2 separate regions of the Homo sapiens genome follow, and region 2 is linked to region 1. A link is an interaction called in ENCODE POLR2A ChIA-PET data of the cell type or tissue named here. Cell type or tissue: CD4-positive, alpha-beta T cell. All regions are shown on one strand. Links, peaks and the distances in the headings refer to the core of each region. The heading gives the core; the rest is flanking DNA.

Region 1 (6,577 bases), core at 934-3,433:
TGTAAAAGCAGTTTAGATTGCGGAATATTTATAACAAGTTAATATTGATTAGGTTTTAACAGATACACTTCATTTCCCATTAACTTAGTTAATAATATAAAACTCACAAAAATGGGAACATCTTACAACATATAAGTGAAATAATTTGGGATAAGTATTCATGAAGCTTGATTCATGAAACCCTGACTCAATCAGAATTGAGTTTATTTCTTGAGTAGAAAGAGACTTTGTCATTGGAAAAATGCCCCAGCACCACTGCAGCAATTCTGATTTAGCTGGTCTCTAGGGAGTCCAAGGCTCATGGGTTTTTCCTAATGTTCCAGTGATGTCAGTGTCAAGGTCAGATTCCAAGGTCAAGGACCACTGCCCAGGAGGCTGTGTCCTGGCCCATAAAGCACTTGGTGGTGGAGAGAATGAGCAGGTTATGCTCTAGTTGGCAGCAGGCAGTGTTCTGGGCCAGCAGGTTGTGTCTGGGGATCTTGGTGTAATAAAGAGGGCCACCATAAAGACAGATGCAGCACAGTTTGGAGCCCATCATTTGCCTTGTTAGCCCAACTTAGTTCAGCTGTACCTGGCAGAAAAGGCGATGGGGCTGGGTAGAGAAATTGTATTTCAGACCTTGGTCATCACAGCAAAAAGAACGCCGAAAGAAAGGAAGCTAACTGGAGGCTTTTGAGTTCCTTATAGTTCTTGCCCTGGTAATTTAAGGGATTTTGGTCTTCTATGGTATTCTACCACAGCCATTTTAAGATGGTGCTTCAGTGTGTGTTGCTTCTGTCAAGTACGTTGTCAGATGTGTCATACGGTAAAGACTGAATGAGCTCAGAACTTAATCCCTGCTATGGATACTACTGTTTATAATTCTTTGATACTACATTTTTATTATAATTTAAAATTCACAACTTAAAATATTACATGGTGTTTTTAAAGTTTTTTGAGATCAAAACGGTACTAAAATATACTTTGGGACTGATTTTAGGATTGTTACATATACACTACTAAATTAATCTTCAGCCAGGAATGTATTCCACAAATATAAGTACCTACTGTGTATCAAATGCTGTGCTAGGAGCTAGGGAAGAACCAAGCAGACAACTCTAAATCATAAAAATCATTGCACAAATCGTTAAAGTATAATTGTGACACATTCTGTAAGACAGGGCACCAGAGCTGGAAGACAGTATCACCGGAGGACCTACCCCTGCCAAAGAAAGTCATATTTAAGCCTAAAACAAAAGGGAAAGTGGGTGGAAGGAGAAGCATTGTATCAAGGCCCAGAGGCTGGAAGGAACCTTTCAAGGTTAATAAATAAAGACATATTGACATCTTCCTACTTGAGTTATACAGGTGTTTTCACATATAAGCCATTTAATTTTTGCAAATCTTTGAGTATGCTACTTGGCTGAGGTAGGTAGATAATCTCGTTTTATCAATTGAAAAATCAGATCTTGTCTGTGTACAGAATTTAGGAGTTCAGTAAAATCTAGACAGTATCACATCTATAGACAGTTCCTCAACGCTACCCTGCCACTGGTGGCGGGTTTGTGGGGGCAGATGGAAAAGGGACAAGGCATAGACTGGAAAAGGGGAAGACTAAGGAAAACCTTTCAGTGAAATATTTCATTCTGAAGTACCACTTAAAACATACAGTTATAATTTAGCAACTAAGTATAGAAAAGTATTCATATTGATACACTGGATAATTTCCATTTATTTTAAAAATGCTTAGCATTAGCATATAAAAACCTAAGGAGCTGAGATTCCTCATCAATAAATCAAGTAGATTGTGCAGTGGTTCTCAAAATGTAGTCCCTGGTTCAATTCTTGGGCCCTCCCAGACCCACTAAATCAGAATCTCCAAAGTGGGCCCAGCCATTTGTGTTCTAATAAGCCTTCCAGGTAATTCTGATGCTACGGTTTGAGAATTATCTCTAAATTATCTCTTGAGATTTTTTCTAGTATGAACACGTTATGATTCTAATGTCCAGCATTAATTTGTGCTATGTTTAAAAAAAAAAAAAAAGATTTGCCTTTGGAGTGGTCACATAATAGAGCTACTTGAGAAAGATACTGTTGCCAGTAGGCCAGGTCAGGTTCTTCGCTTCTCTGCACAAAAGAATTTGAAAGGGAGACCACAGTGAAAATGTAGAAGGTTTGTTGCAGAGTGAAAGCAAGTGCACACTCAAAAGAGGAGCCTGGATGTGCTCAAAAGAGGCGTGTAATGTGGTCAGGGCTCGCTACGCAGACAGGCATGATGAAGGCACAAATATTCTATGATGAAAGGAGAGGGTTTCCAGGAAATGGGTGGGCAGTTCCCAGAATCAGGGCGCCACCCTTTTCTTGACTAAATGTGGTTAATCTGGAACTGCCATAGCTTCAGGTACGTGGCAGGGAGTGGGCGGTTTCCCCAGGGAAGTTTTATGGTAATGGGGCATAATGCAGCCAAGAGTATGCATTCAGTCAAGTTTTTGGCCATCTTGGATTTAACCAATTGCAGCAGGCTTCCTCTGTTACATTCTTATCTGTGCCTGGTCCCCAGGTAGCCCTTTCCCATTGGCACAGCTGCCGGCATTCACCTATGCAAGCTTTTACTTGTGTATCTATGCTTGCAGCTTGATTTTTCAGGCCGCTTTTTGTTAGAAAAGAAATGATTTGGGGGCTGCTTTTTATTAAAAGGGAAACCTTGCCGAGGACTCTCTTACCCTCACTATCTGTCTAAATAATTTCTAGCTCCTGTATCATCAGGCTGTTACCAGTATATCACTTTGACAGAAAAATGCATTTAAGCATTAAGTCTTTTATCTATAACTTGATTGCCAGGCTTTTCCTTCATGCCAAAAAAATCTGGCCTGTTTCAGAGTCCTAAGACAAGAGTTTAATAGGAAGACAATTTACAAACACGTGACAGAGTTTGTATTCTCACTATCTCAGAAGTAACCTGGAAACTTGTTAGAAATACAAATTACTGGGCCCCACCCCAGAACTATCTTATGGGAAGCTCCTAGGATAGGGCCCTGCAGTCTGCTTTCATAAACCTGTCTAGTGCATGACACAGTTTGAGTACTATTGTTTTGAGGAAAAGGAAGGATGGTGTAGCACTCCAAGGCCAGTAACCGCCAGCACCCCCTTTAGCCCTGAAGGTAAAGAGAGCTGGCAGTTCCTGGAGCTTGAAAGTCCAGCCTGCCTTCCGCCCCTCCCACTCCAAATCTCCTGGAGTCTGTTGGGGCACAGAGGAGAGTGAAGAATGGAACTAAAGGGAAGATACTGGCACATGGCATGCTGTCGGAAGATATCTGCCCCACTTCTTTTAATAGGGGAGGGAGGTGCTCTTGTCTAACCAGACCCATTTTATTTTTTCTGTGAAAAGTGCAGTTTCGATTGGTGGAGGGAACCAGAATCCTGGAAGACAGCCTGGGTTTGGAGGCCTCAACTTCCGCGACAGTTGTCACTGCATCTTCATTAATGGAGCAAAATAGATTAAGTAGCCTCTTGGGCTGTGGTCAGATTTGAACCAACTGTTGTTGAATTAGGGGAAGGCCTACTATTGACTTTCCCAGTCTATTAGTCTATGTAGTAGCCACATCATATAAAGAAACTAGTAATTTTTTTTACTTCTAATATTGACCATGAAAATAGATTATTTTTGTATTCTGAATTCAAACATAGACATATCTTTTTAAAGATAACCACAAATTGTTTTCCAAAGAGGATGTGCCGTTTTTCATTCTCACCAGCAGTGTAGGAGAGATCTAGTTTCTCAGCATCCTCCCCAGCATTTGGAGTCATTTTTAGCTCTTCTAGTAGTGGTAGTTCACTGTAGTGTTAATTCATATTTCTGTAATGGCTAATATGGTTAAGCATCTTTCTGTGGGATTATTTGCCATCTTTATATCCTCTTTGGTGAAATGTCTGTGCATGTCTGATCCATTTTGTAATTGAATTTTTTTTTTTAATGTTGAGTTTTGGGAGTTCTTTATATATTCTAGGTACTAGTCATGTGCTTTGCAGATATTTTTCTTTAAGTCTGTAGCTTGTCTTCTCATCTTCTTAGGGTTTTTTTGCAGAGCAAGTTTTAAATTTTGCTGAGTTCCGGTTTATCAGTTTTTACATTTGTGGATCATGCTTTTATGGTCAAGTCTGAGAACCCTTTGACTAGCCTCAGATGCCTAAGATTTTTCCTACATTTTTTTTCTAAAAGTTTAAAGTTTACAGCCATGACCCATTTAGGGTTGACTTTTGTAAAAGGTTGGAGTTATTTTAGAGAAAGTAAAATCAAGGTCATAGTAACCCTTATTCACAGTGCCTTTAATGTGGATGAACTGTTGATGCCCGAGGAGGAACAGTGGATTGTTGATTTTTCATGAGGAGCTTGCCGGGTTTGGTATAGCCACTAAAAGTATAGTCAGCCCTCCATATCCACGGATTCCATTCCAGTAGGTTCTGCTCCCCTGGATTCAACCAACCCCAGATCAAAAATATTTAGGGAATTGGGGAAAAATTTTGGCTACAGGATGGGGTGCTGGCTGCCAGGGGGAACCAGCCCTATGCTCAGAGTTGGCACTGAACATGTATGGATTTTTTCTTCTTGTCATTATTTTCTAAACCATACAGTGTAACAAATATTTACATAGCATTTACAATGTACCGTGTCAAATATTTTAAGTAATCTTGAGATCATTTAAAATACCTAGGAGGATGTGTGTAGATTATATGCAAATACCACACCATTTTATATATGGGACTTGGGCATCTGTAGATTTTGGTATCCTTAGAGAGTCCTGGAACAAATCTCCCACGGATCCTGAGGGATAACTGCCCTTTGTTTTGTTCAGAAACTCACAATTCCAGAAAACCGTGTCACTGACAGCAGCACTGCCAACAACATTTGATCCCACAAGATTCGTGATCATTAACCAAAATCAAAGACCCCTGAAGGTCTGATTACCATGCTGGCCTGTTGATTCTGGGGCTTAAATGGAACTATAGTCGGCCCTCTGGATCCACGGGTTCCACATCCACAGATTCAACCAACCTCAGATAAAAAAATATTCAGAAAAAATAAAAAATAACAATACAATAATAAAAATAATACAAATCAAAACAATACAGTGTAACAACTATTTACACATCACTTACATTGTGTTAGGTATTATAAGTAATCTAGAGATGATTTAAAGTATATGGCAGGATGTGCACAGTTTATATGCAAATATTATGCCATTTTTTGCCAGGGAGTTGAGCATCCATGGATTTTGGTATCCTTGGTGGGTTTTGGAACCAATCCCCCACAGATACCGAGGGGTGACTATACAATTTTAAAAACTCAGTCAAATCGCTATCCTGATTAACATTTCAACCTGTAGTTGCTGAGTATCTTTTGAAAAAATTAATCTTAGTTTATATTGGGAAATTGCATAGTAATTGACCTTGATTTTAGATCTCGCGTAGCATGTGAAAATGTTTCTGAGCACTATTGTTTTACAGTGTGAACAGTTAAGCTGTAGGAGTTACTATTTAATTTGAAGTCCAATGTTGAACTCTTGTCCTGGGCTTTTGGAGCACCAATGGAAGTTTGAAGAGTGCTTTGGTGGAGTGGTGAAGGACACAGGCTCTGATATTAGATTTTCTGGCTTCACATCCTGACTCTGTCCCTGAAGCTCTGTGACATAACATCTCTCTTAGTTTTCTTATCTGTAAAATGGGTATGATAATTAAGCACCCCCCCCCCCCATAAAGTTGTAAAACTCACTTAGAGCAGTATCTGGTACATAGTAGGTACTCAATAAAGTTTAACGATTCGTATTCCTAACACAGCAATTTTATGTGAAGATGGGTGGGAAGTATGTTATTTTATATTAATAAACACATGGTTTTATTAGGCATATAATGCAAAATTCAAATAGTTTACAGAACTTAAAAAATAAACAGAGGCTTCAGATAGATTTTATACTTAATATGGGTAACCCTTAGGCCACTTGGTGTGGGATTTCAGCTCCTCTGCCAAGAGAAAACACTAAGAGAATCACTGCTCCTTCACTTACCTAGTAAGACTGCCCCAATTGTTTGTTTCCAGGCTAGAGAAATCGTTCATTTATCATATAGATGGCCTCAGAGCCTGTCAGCATCCTGTGCACCCTCCGTCAGACACTTGGGTTTGTTGGTGTCTCTTAAAAGCTTGTTGTCTGAAGAGTACACATTCCCCCAGGCCAGCATGATAATGCAGAATGAGATGTGCAAACCTCAGAGCATCCACTTCAGAAAAAATTGTGGTCAGTTAAATCCCCTAGTTTGTTTTCTTAAGGATTTGTCCTTTCCTTTAATACCACAATTGCTTTAAAAAACACATACAAACTACAGTTTTCAATTCCAATGGGCTACCCACGGACATTTATTTTAAAGACAGTGTAATTAAGAGGAGTTTATACTTGATCACAATAAAACAGCCTAGCACCTATTGTCGTCATTCATTCATTAGCTGCCTGGCCCCTTGGCATTTGTGACCTGTATTACTAAGATGAATATTTTTTGATTTCCATCTAAGATTACAGGCCCATCTCCTTTAAGCCTATTACTTCCT
Region 2 (7,985 bases), core at 2,555-5,054, 270 kb after region 1:
AAGAGGTGTGTGCCCGCCGGAGAGTCAGAGGCAGGACGGGAGGATCTGCAGTTACAGGGTGGCTTTTTCTTCTTGGAAGCTGGTTGGTCCCTACAGGAAGCAAACTCACCACCCCGTTGGCCCTATCCTCTCAACCCATCTTGACCTAGAGAAGGAGACCTGAGACCCACTCATGTTAACTGAGGAGCTGCAGACTCCTGAAGAAAGGGAATTCCATTGCGGTCTTTGTGGAATCGTGTGACTTTGTCCCCTCCCACAGAGGCATGCTGCTTTGAAGCACACAGGACAGACGTTCTCTGTTATCTTAACTGCATTTTCTAAGCTATGCCGAGAACATGTGCTAACGTTAGGTGATAAAAACCTCTATGTCTTTCACACTTTCCACACTGCAGTGAGAGCTCGTCCTGCTTCAGGCACGAGGTGGTGTGGCGTGAACAATGCCTGATTTACAACTCTGTCTTAATAGAACCCTTCAAAGCAAGTACCCACAACAAAGAGAGTTGAAAGGTAACCACTCACAACTGCTGAAATATCAAGTTATTGCCTGATCCATTTTATTTGAGCCACACTTATAGTATAGCATACCAAATCCTGCAAAACTGAAGATTTCTCTTTTAAGAGCACCATTTCATTGGGGGCTTTATTATATGCCTTAAAACCAAGGGGCTTCAGGGCTGCCAGTTCTGTCTGCCATAGGCATTTATTTCTACAAAGTTTGTCTCTTTGGAGGACGGTTGCAGGCCTCTTGTGTCTAAGGCACAGGCTCATAGCTAGTGTTTCTTCATCGCCATCAATGGGACAGAAGAGGCCTTGGACAAACATTTCCCTGAGTCTCCCTTCCCCGCATAGATGGTGACACGGGAGTCACACAGATCCAAGAAGCCCTGCTCAGCTTTTGGGGCCACGCGCAGTCGTGGGCCAGAAGCAAGGGCAGTGGGCAGAGCTCCACAGAGGAAGTCCCAGGTTCCAAATCCAAGGACCTCTCCACATGGAATCAAGGCAGTAGGTGTCCAGGGTCTCCAGCACCCAGTGAAAAGCTAGGACGGCGCTTCTCAACCCTGGCTACACATTGAATTTTCCTGGTCACCTTTGAAAAAATATCAGTGCCTGGGCTCCACCCCAGAGATTCCGATTCACTTGGCCTGGAGTAGGGGCTGAGGCATCAGGAGTTTTCGAAGCTCCCCAGATCATAACAATAGGTAGCCGGGGATGAGAAGCCCTGAGCCAGGGGGCTGCAGGCAGTCTGTGCACGTAACTGCATTTTCAGTCGAATTTTTTCTTTCTGAGTAACTGTTATGTGGCAGACATTGGCAAAAACAGGAGGAATAATTCTGATCTTGCCTCAGTGGAACAAACCGTTAGGTCGTGAAAAGGTCCTATAACATGGGGTAGTGGGCTGGAATGTAAGAGTGCAGGGGGCTGCGGGGAAGGGGGTTTATTTAGGGAAGAGAGGTCAGGGAGAGAGAAGGAAGGCTGGTGGGTATTTGGGGTGAGACTGTGTGTAATGCATAGGTGGCACTTCTCAACAGGACGTTTGACCACTGGTGGCATGCTGACAATGGCAGTGTTAGGCTTGAAGGAACCTGGGGACAGTGAGACAGTGAGGGAGGAGGAGGCAGGGCCCTTCCTCACGCAGGTTCCCAGGGTGAGGGCCCTGTACAACCCCTCCTTCCTGGTGCTAGCCTGGCCACATCCCTGTTCGAGGTCGGGGCCCAAGAGGGCAAGTGGCTGCCGGGGCGAGTACCCACTAGTCCATTCATCCATCTTTCCCCAGCATTGCTGTTTTCTTCCTTAAGTTTATAGAAACCAGCACATGGGGGCCCTGAGAATTGTAAAGAAAAACCTTCCCTAAGGTGCTAAGTGATGCTTTGCATGTGTATATGAGTGTGTATGTGTAGGATTTCTCACCAAGGTGAGATCTCCCTGTCTTTAAAAATTTGTATCAGCTTAGAACTAACAGCTGACTGCTTTTTATGCCGGGGTTTGTGAATGCAAACTCTAGACTGAACGAATAATAACTAGCTTTGAAAGTGCTAGATCCTGGGGGGGCTTTGACCCACAGCCAGGGTGTTTCCAAATGAGTGCAGCCCCTCATTAGAGTGAAGCGTATCCTCTGGGGAGCAGGTGGGGGGTCCTCCCACGCGGGGCTCCATCCCAGGCACTGTGCCGTACCCTGCCCACTCTTTCTTGACTGCGGCAGTTTTCGGGTGTTCTGCACCGAGGCCGCATCGCGCACAGCTGTGATGGAGCTCTGCAGATCCCACTGTGGCCACCGTCTTCCATTTCTTCAGTTTCCCCAAAGTTTCCTAGTGAACAAACTCAAGTTTTCACTTTGAAGGAGAGGGAGGAAAGCTGTGCTCTCCTGCAGGTCATGCAGTGCCACTTTGAGACAGTTTTATTTGGGCAGTAAAATCTTTGAGTTTTTCTTGGCAAAAGTTCTAATGAAATGGAAACCTTGAAATATGCTTAGAGCGGTAAGTATGGCCTCACCCTGTATCTTGGGGACGCAAGATTGTAGGCGATCTTATTAGTTGATCTGATTTACTTTCCAGGAATCTTGGTACTGGTGCATCCTTTCAGAACGTAGAGCTGGGGTCTATCTCATTTGGCTTAAGTGAGTTTTATACTTGAGACTGGAGTTAGCTCTGCGTGTGGTGGGGAGTGCTGTTTCTCCAAGTGTGGTCCCTGTATTACATGGAAACTTCTTAGAAATGCACATTCTTGGGCTCCAGCAGGACCTCCAGGTGATTTGGGCACACGCTAGGCTTTGAGAACCAGGGGTGTAGTGTGTCATGGCTTTTGAAAAGTGAGGGTGGAAGAGGGAGACAAGAAAGGATGCCATGGCCCCCTGAGACTCATCCGCCAGATCTCCTGAATCTGCGATCAAAGGCAGTTCGGGATTGTTCCCAGGAGAAGGGGATGTTGACTGCATCGATCAGTGTTCAAACCAGGTCCTCCCCTGGCCCTGCCTGGGTTCGATTTCCTTGAGAGATTTACCATTTTGACTCTGCATAAGAAGGGAAACTAGCAGCAGGTGCCTGCTGAAGGAGGGCAAATTGTTTTGATGCTGTCAAAACAATACTAATGTTACTCTTAATATACCCAGGGATAAGATACATTTTTCCATTAGGGATACAAATGTCATTCCCAACAATTTCAGTGTTGCCTCCCAGGTGGACTTTTGGGGGGATGATTTTTGAAGTAACTTAAAAAATAATTTTAAAATTAAAAATTTGATAATGAAGTAGTTCATCTTCTCTGAAAGCCAACATGGAAAATGGATGCTGTTGTATCTGTCTCTGTACCCCTACCCCCAACGCAGCTGCTCTGTGGTATGTTTGTAAGTCACACACAAGCTCACTCTTGGGCTCAGGTAAATCTGACCAATCTGCAAAGAAACGAGCCCAGACCTGGAAAACCAAATCACAGCAAGGTGGTCTTGCCTGCCCCTCCGGGGGGCCATGGGCGTGTGTGAGTGAGGATGACCGACATCGCGTTTCCTTCTCCTTTCTGGACAGGTTGGCCTCATTCAGCTTGGGCAGGAGCAGGTGCTAATCCAGCCCCTCAACAACTCCCAGGGCCCATTCAGTGGACGAGAACATCTGATCAGGCGCAAATGGTCCTTGACCCCCAGCCCTTCTGCTGAGGCCCAGAGACCTGAGCAGCTCTGCAAGGTTCTAACAGGTGAGTCGGGGCAGCAGCATGACCAGCTTAGAACACACGCACAGCCCACATCCTTTGTGTGTCTCCAAGTGCACTGAAGCCACATGAGTGAGAACTTACCTTCCCCTATATTTCAAAAGCTGTTTTATTGCCCTGAGACCACTTCCTTTTCCTTTCTATGTGTCTTAGTGTCGGCAGTCCTTTGAAAAAGTCATCGTTTTGTTTCTGCAAGGAACCTAGGATCTCTTTCATGCAGTCCCTCAATTTTATATATCAAGAGCAAGTTGAGGTCCAAAAAACCTTGTAGCCGAGCTTGGATAAGAATTCCCTCCTCCTGGTGCCCTGGCCAGGAGCTCACTCTTAATAATACAGTGCTCCCGAGTTCTGGCCGCAGTAACTAAAGCCACCTGGGGCGCCTCTGAAGCTGTGATTCGATTCTCGATTCTTACAGTGTGGCCCCCGGGCCAGCAGCATCAGCATCACGTGGGAACTTGTTAGACATGCACATTTTCAGGCCAGAGCTGTGAATCAGAAACCCTGGGGGAGGGTCCAGTCATCTGTAGTTTCACGGGTCCTCCAGGGGATTTAGATACGTGCTAAAGTGTGAGAACCACTGCTTTAAAACTTGCCATGCACTGGCCTGTCCCCCAACATCCTGATCTGTTTTAGTCTGGGGTATGATTTGGGTGCCAGGGTTTTTAAAAGTGATTTTAAGATGCAGTGTGGGGGGAGAACCTGGGGCTCTTATACTCTGGGTCTCTCTTTGAACAACCCTAATGTGGATGACCTGTCACCTGTTTAAGGACATTTCATGGGGCTACAAATGTCCCCAGATGAAGTTGGAGCACAGGTGGCATTTCCTCCCAGGAGATCGTGGGACCCCACTGCTGACTTCTGGGGGTTGTGCTTCTGTAGTTTAAAGACTTATCTTTGTATGAAAATGCAGTGTGTCTTGGTTTAGTATTCTGGTGACATTGGAAACAATGTGTCTTGGTTTAGTATCCCGGTGACATTGGGAATAAATTATGTGACTGCTTTAGAATTACCTTGTTATTTGTAAACAAGTTTTGCAGTTGAGCTCAGCTGCTGTGTGTGGACTGGATGGCAGTACATTGACTTTCTCCTTAGCCTAGTCTGTGTGGGCAAGGTGAGTATTAGAGGTGATTGTGCTGGATAGAGGGCATCTCTGAAACCTCAAGAGAGCTTTGAGTCTCAAATGGAGACATTAGGGTTTTTCTGTTCTTTCTGCCTCCTTACAAAAGTGAGGAAGACCCCGTACAATTACTAGCACCTAAAAAATACCTTTTAATAGGAAACAGGGTCTTTGGTCTGACAGTTGGTTGTGTGTGGATTTGATGTCAGTATGGCTTTTTTTTTTTTTTTGGAGACACGATCTCACTCTGTCACCCAGGCTGGAGTGCAGTGGTGTGATCATGGCTTGCCACAGCCTTGACCTCCTGCGCTCAGGTGATCCTCGCTCCTGAGTAGCTGGGACCACAGGCGTGCACCACCACACCTGGCTAATTTTTGTTTTGGTAGAGATGGGTTTCACTGTGTTGCCCAGGCTGGTCTTGAACCCCTGGGCTCAAGTGATCCTCTCGCCTTGGCCTGCCAAAGTCCTGGGATTATAGGCATGAGCCACTATGCCTGGCCCCCTGCAGTGTGCTATTTTTAACCTGAGCCCCTGACCCTACCTAGTTCTGTCTTGACGTACCGGCACAGAGGCAGAGGGATTTCTCTACGGCAGTGGTTCTCAGTCCTGGCTGTACCTTAGCATCACCTGGGAAGCTTTAACAGCTACTCACGCCTGGGTCCCACCCACAGAGAACCACTTTAATTAGACATCCTGGGGACATCTGGCAAAGTAAAGACTCCCAGGTGGTTCTGATGTTCAGCTGGTGTTGAAAACCACATCGCTAAGGACTGTTAAACCTGAGGAATAGCACCTGTGGGCCATCGGGAGTGGATTTTCCCATTTGAGCACCTTCAAGCAGGGCCATGCAACGAAACAAAGGACAGATGTGTCTTCTTCTCACTGTTCTCTCTGCTCACGCCACCGTTCATCAGACTCTAGTCCATGGTCAGAACTCAGCGTGCTTGTAGATGAGATAATGGGATGTTTGTCTAATGGCCGCCTTCCATCCCCTTTAGTGGTGTGATACTGAGGATCACTGACATGATAAATGGTGCTTGTGTTTGCATTTTTGTCCCTAAGGAGAGTTTTGAGGCATTCTTTTGATAGACTGTTTAGCCTTTAATGAGGAAATAAAATTAACAAAATCAGGGTGGGGTGGGTGTGATGGAACAAGTTAAAACAAGAGCAGCCACGCAAGACTGTAGGGAGAAATTTCTGAACTTGCTTAAAAATACAATCTCTCCTTCCCTGCTCTCAAACCTTGCATCAGCTTGCTTTTTGGTGCGGGAGTAATGTGCGGATTTAAGGTTGTGCCAGACTCAGGCTCTGCACTAGTCAGGAACACAGACACAGAGGAGAGTTACATATTTTGCTTCTGGTCCTTCTTGCATTGCATGAAATATTCAGTAAATGTGGCTGTCCTGAGAATGACAATGGGCCTTTTAATAGGCTGAGCTAATGAGCAGTCAGTTAGGCCCTATCTAGTTTGGATTAGCTTTCAAACATCAGGAGTTTAGAAATCGGGAAAATTAATTTACTGGGACATCTGCAAAGTACATTCTTTAAGTTTCCTAGAAGTTTCCTAATCTTTCCTAGAAAGATTAATCAGATTAATCCAAGCTTTCCCATGGGAACATGCTCTTCCTGGCTGAACATGGCAGCCATAGGTTTCGTGCCCTGTTGGTGACCCTGTGTTATGATAGCCTTGGACATGGTCTGAGAGTAGCCTTGCCGGCTCTTGTAGGTGAGGAGAAGTCTAAGAAACTTCCTCCATGAAGCACTCAGTGTACTTGAAAGGTGAACCTAGGTGAGCCGCTGTGCTGAGTAGGGTTTTATGTCTGAGCAGGGTTGGTGGCTAGAAGGACTGACACGGCAAAGGCCATCTGGGAACTGTTTCTTTCCCTTGGATACTACTGAGGTTGCATTTCTAATGGTCTTTGGGGCTTCAGGCGAGGGGACAGGCTGATCCTGTTTCCTACATTGCTCCTTATTTTGGGGGCCTGATAAACTGATCCATAAAATAGCACTCCAGGTTGGAACTTGGCAAACTAAAATGGTACCTTGGATATTTTGAAATGTTCCTTGATTTTTAAAAAGTTACTTTGACTTCAAACGTTCTAATCTTCCTTCTGTGCTTGTTTTAATTTCTCCATTATGATTCAGTTTAGAATCTTCCTCCCAGCATTTTCATACTCTTAAGTAACTATGAATCTTCCTCTCCTCCCCCATGGTGTATTTCACATGTGTGTGGTAGAAGTAGATGGTGAAATAGAAGAGTGATTTTCCCTTGGCCTTTGCAGTATAGGAATCCTGCAACATGCTGAGTGGTGGTGAGCTCACTGGAACGTGATTATGCCTCCAGCTGTGGTTTCTGTGAAGCACTGATGTCTACTTTATAGGTTAAGTTCTGTTATCATTGTTTCAAAAAATCATTGTGGTTATTTTTTAGTATTGTTTGTTCATTTATAGCATTATAAAGGTAATGTCAATGAGTATTTGGTGGATACTATAACTCTGTAGAAACTGCGCATTGCTAATTTATGCAAGAATTTGCACGTATAATACGTGTATATCCTCTGTAGTGCACAGTTGGTCAGGTCTTGTGCTTTGTACCAATTATGCCTAGTGTTCCATTATTGGAACGCTAAGCTTGTGGGAGTTATTTATACCCTACTGCTCAAGGTCATCGCCAAGGTCTGAGTTTTCACAAAAAAAATGTGCAACCTCTGGCATAAATGGGTTAAGATTCATTCGGTTGGAAATGACAGAAATGAAACTGACTTAAACACTAAAGACATCATTGACATGAGTTCATGGAGCTGATGAGTAAAGCAGGAGGTTGGACATCAGGTAACACTTACCCAAGCTTCACTTCTCTGCGGTCACTTCTTTGTATGACACCCTCTGTCCTCACCTGGCTCCGCTTAGGGTGACCAAGAGGCAGCTAGGATGAGGTCAACCCTTCTTTTTAATTAGGATGAGGGGGTCAAACGTTCTGTTTAATTGGGATTTGAAGTGGGTTGGCTTGGATTGGGTTTGCCACTAGCTGCAAAGGTTTATGGCAGGCTTAGGTCTCTCCCCATAAAGAGCGTAGGTGCCAGTACTCATGTGACTATGCAGATACCACTCTGTTTCCATCCCTGTCCTGACTTTTGCCAGCCATCACACACTTGGTAAAAGTCTGGAG

What was found. ChIA-PET counts read pairs that join two places held together with the same protein. Peaks named below come from ENCODE experiments on the same cell type or tissue, not always from the same donor. Only the 100,000 strongest peaks of a DNase experiment are listed, where the experiment ranks them.
Region 2: POLR2A ChIA-PET joins it to region 1 with 9 read pairs; 10 of 35 experiments call an interaction of 5 or more read pairs at or near these places.

What each region holds. Positions count from the first base shown.
Region 1 is chr15:100,592,713-100,599,289 of GRCh38, reverse strand. All of the region lies in intron 1 of LINS1 (lines homolog 1), which reads left to right. Among named protein-coding and RNA genes, the nearest start is that of LINS1, 6.2 kb to the left of the region's middle. In CD4-positive, alpha-beta T cell, for the core only: no CTCF peak of the experiment used is centred there; a DNase peak (open chromatin) is centred at 2,289; H3K4me3 peaks cover 2,323 bases; H3K27ac peaks cover 2,500 bases.
Region 2 is chr15:100,326,588-100,334,572 of GRCh38, reverse strand. ADAMTS17 (ADAM metallopeptidase with thrombospondin type 1 motif 17) reads left to right here. Exons shown (of 22, transcript NM_139057.4): 3 at 3,519-3,684. Among named protein-coding and RNA genes, the nearest start is that of ADAMTS17, 11 kb to the left of the region's middle. In CD4-positive, alpha-beta T cell, for the core only: no CTCF peak of the experiment used is centred there; a DNase peak (open chromatin) is centred at 3,752; H3K4me3 peaks cover 933 bases; H3K27ac peaks cover 826 bases.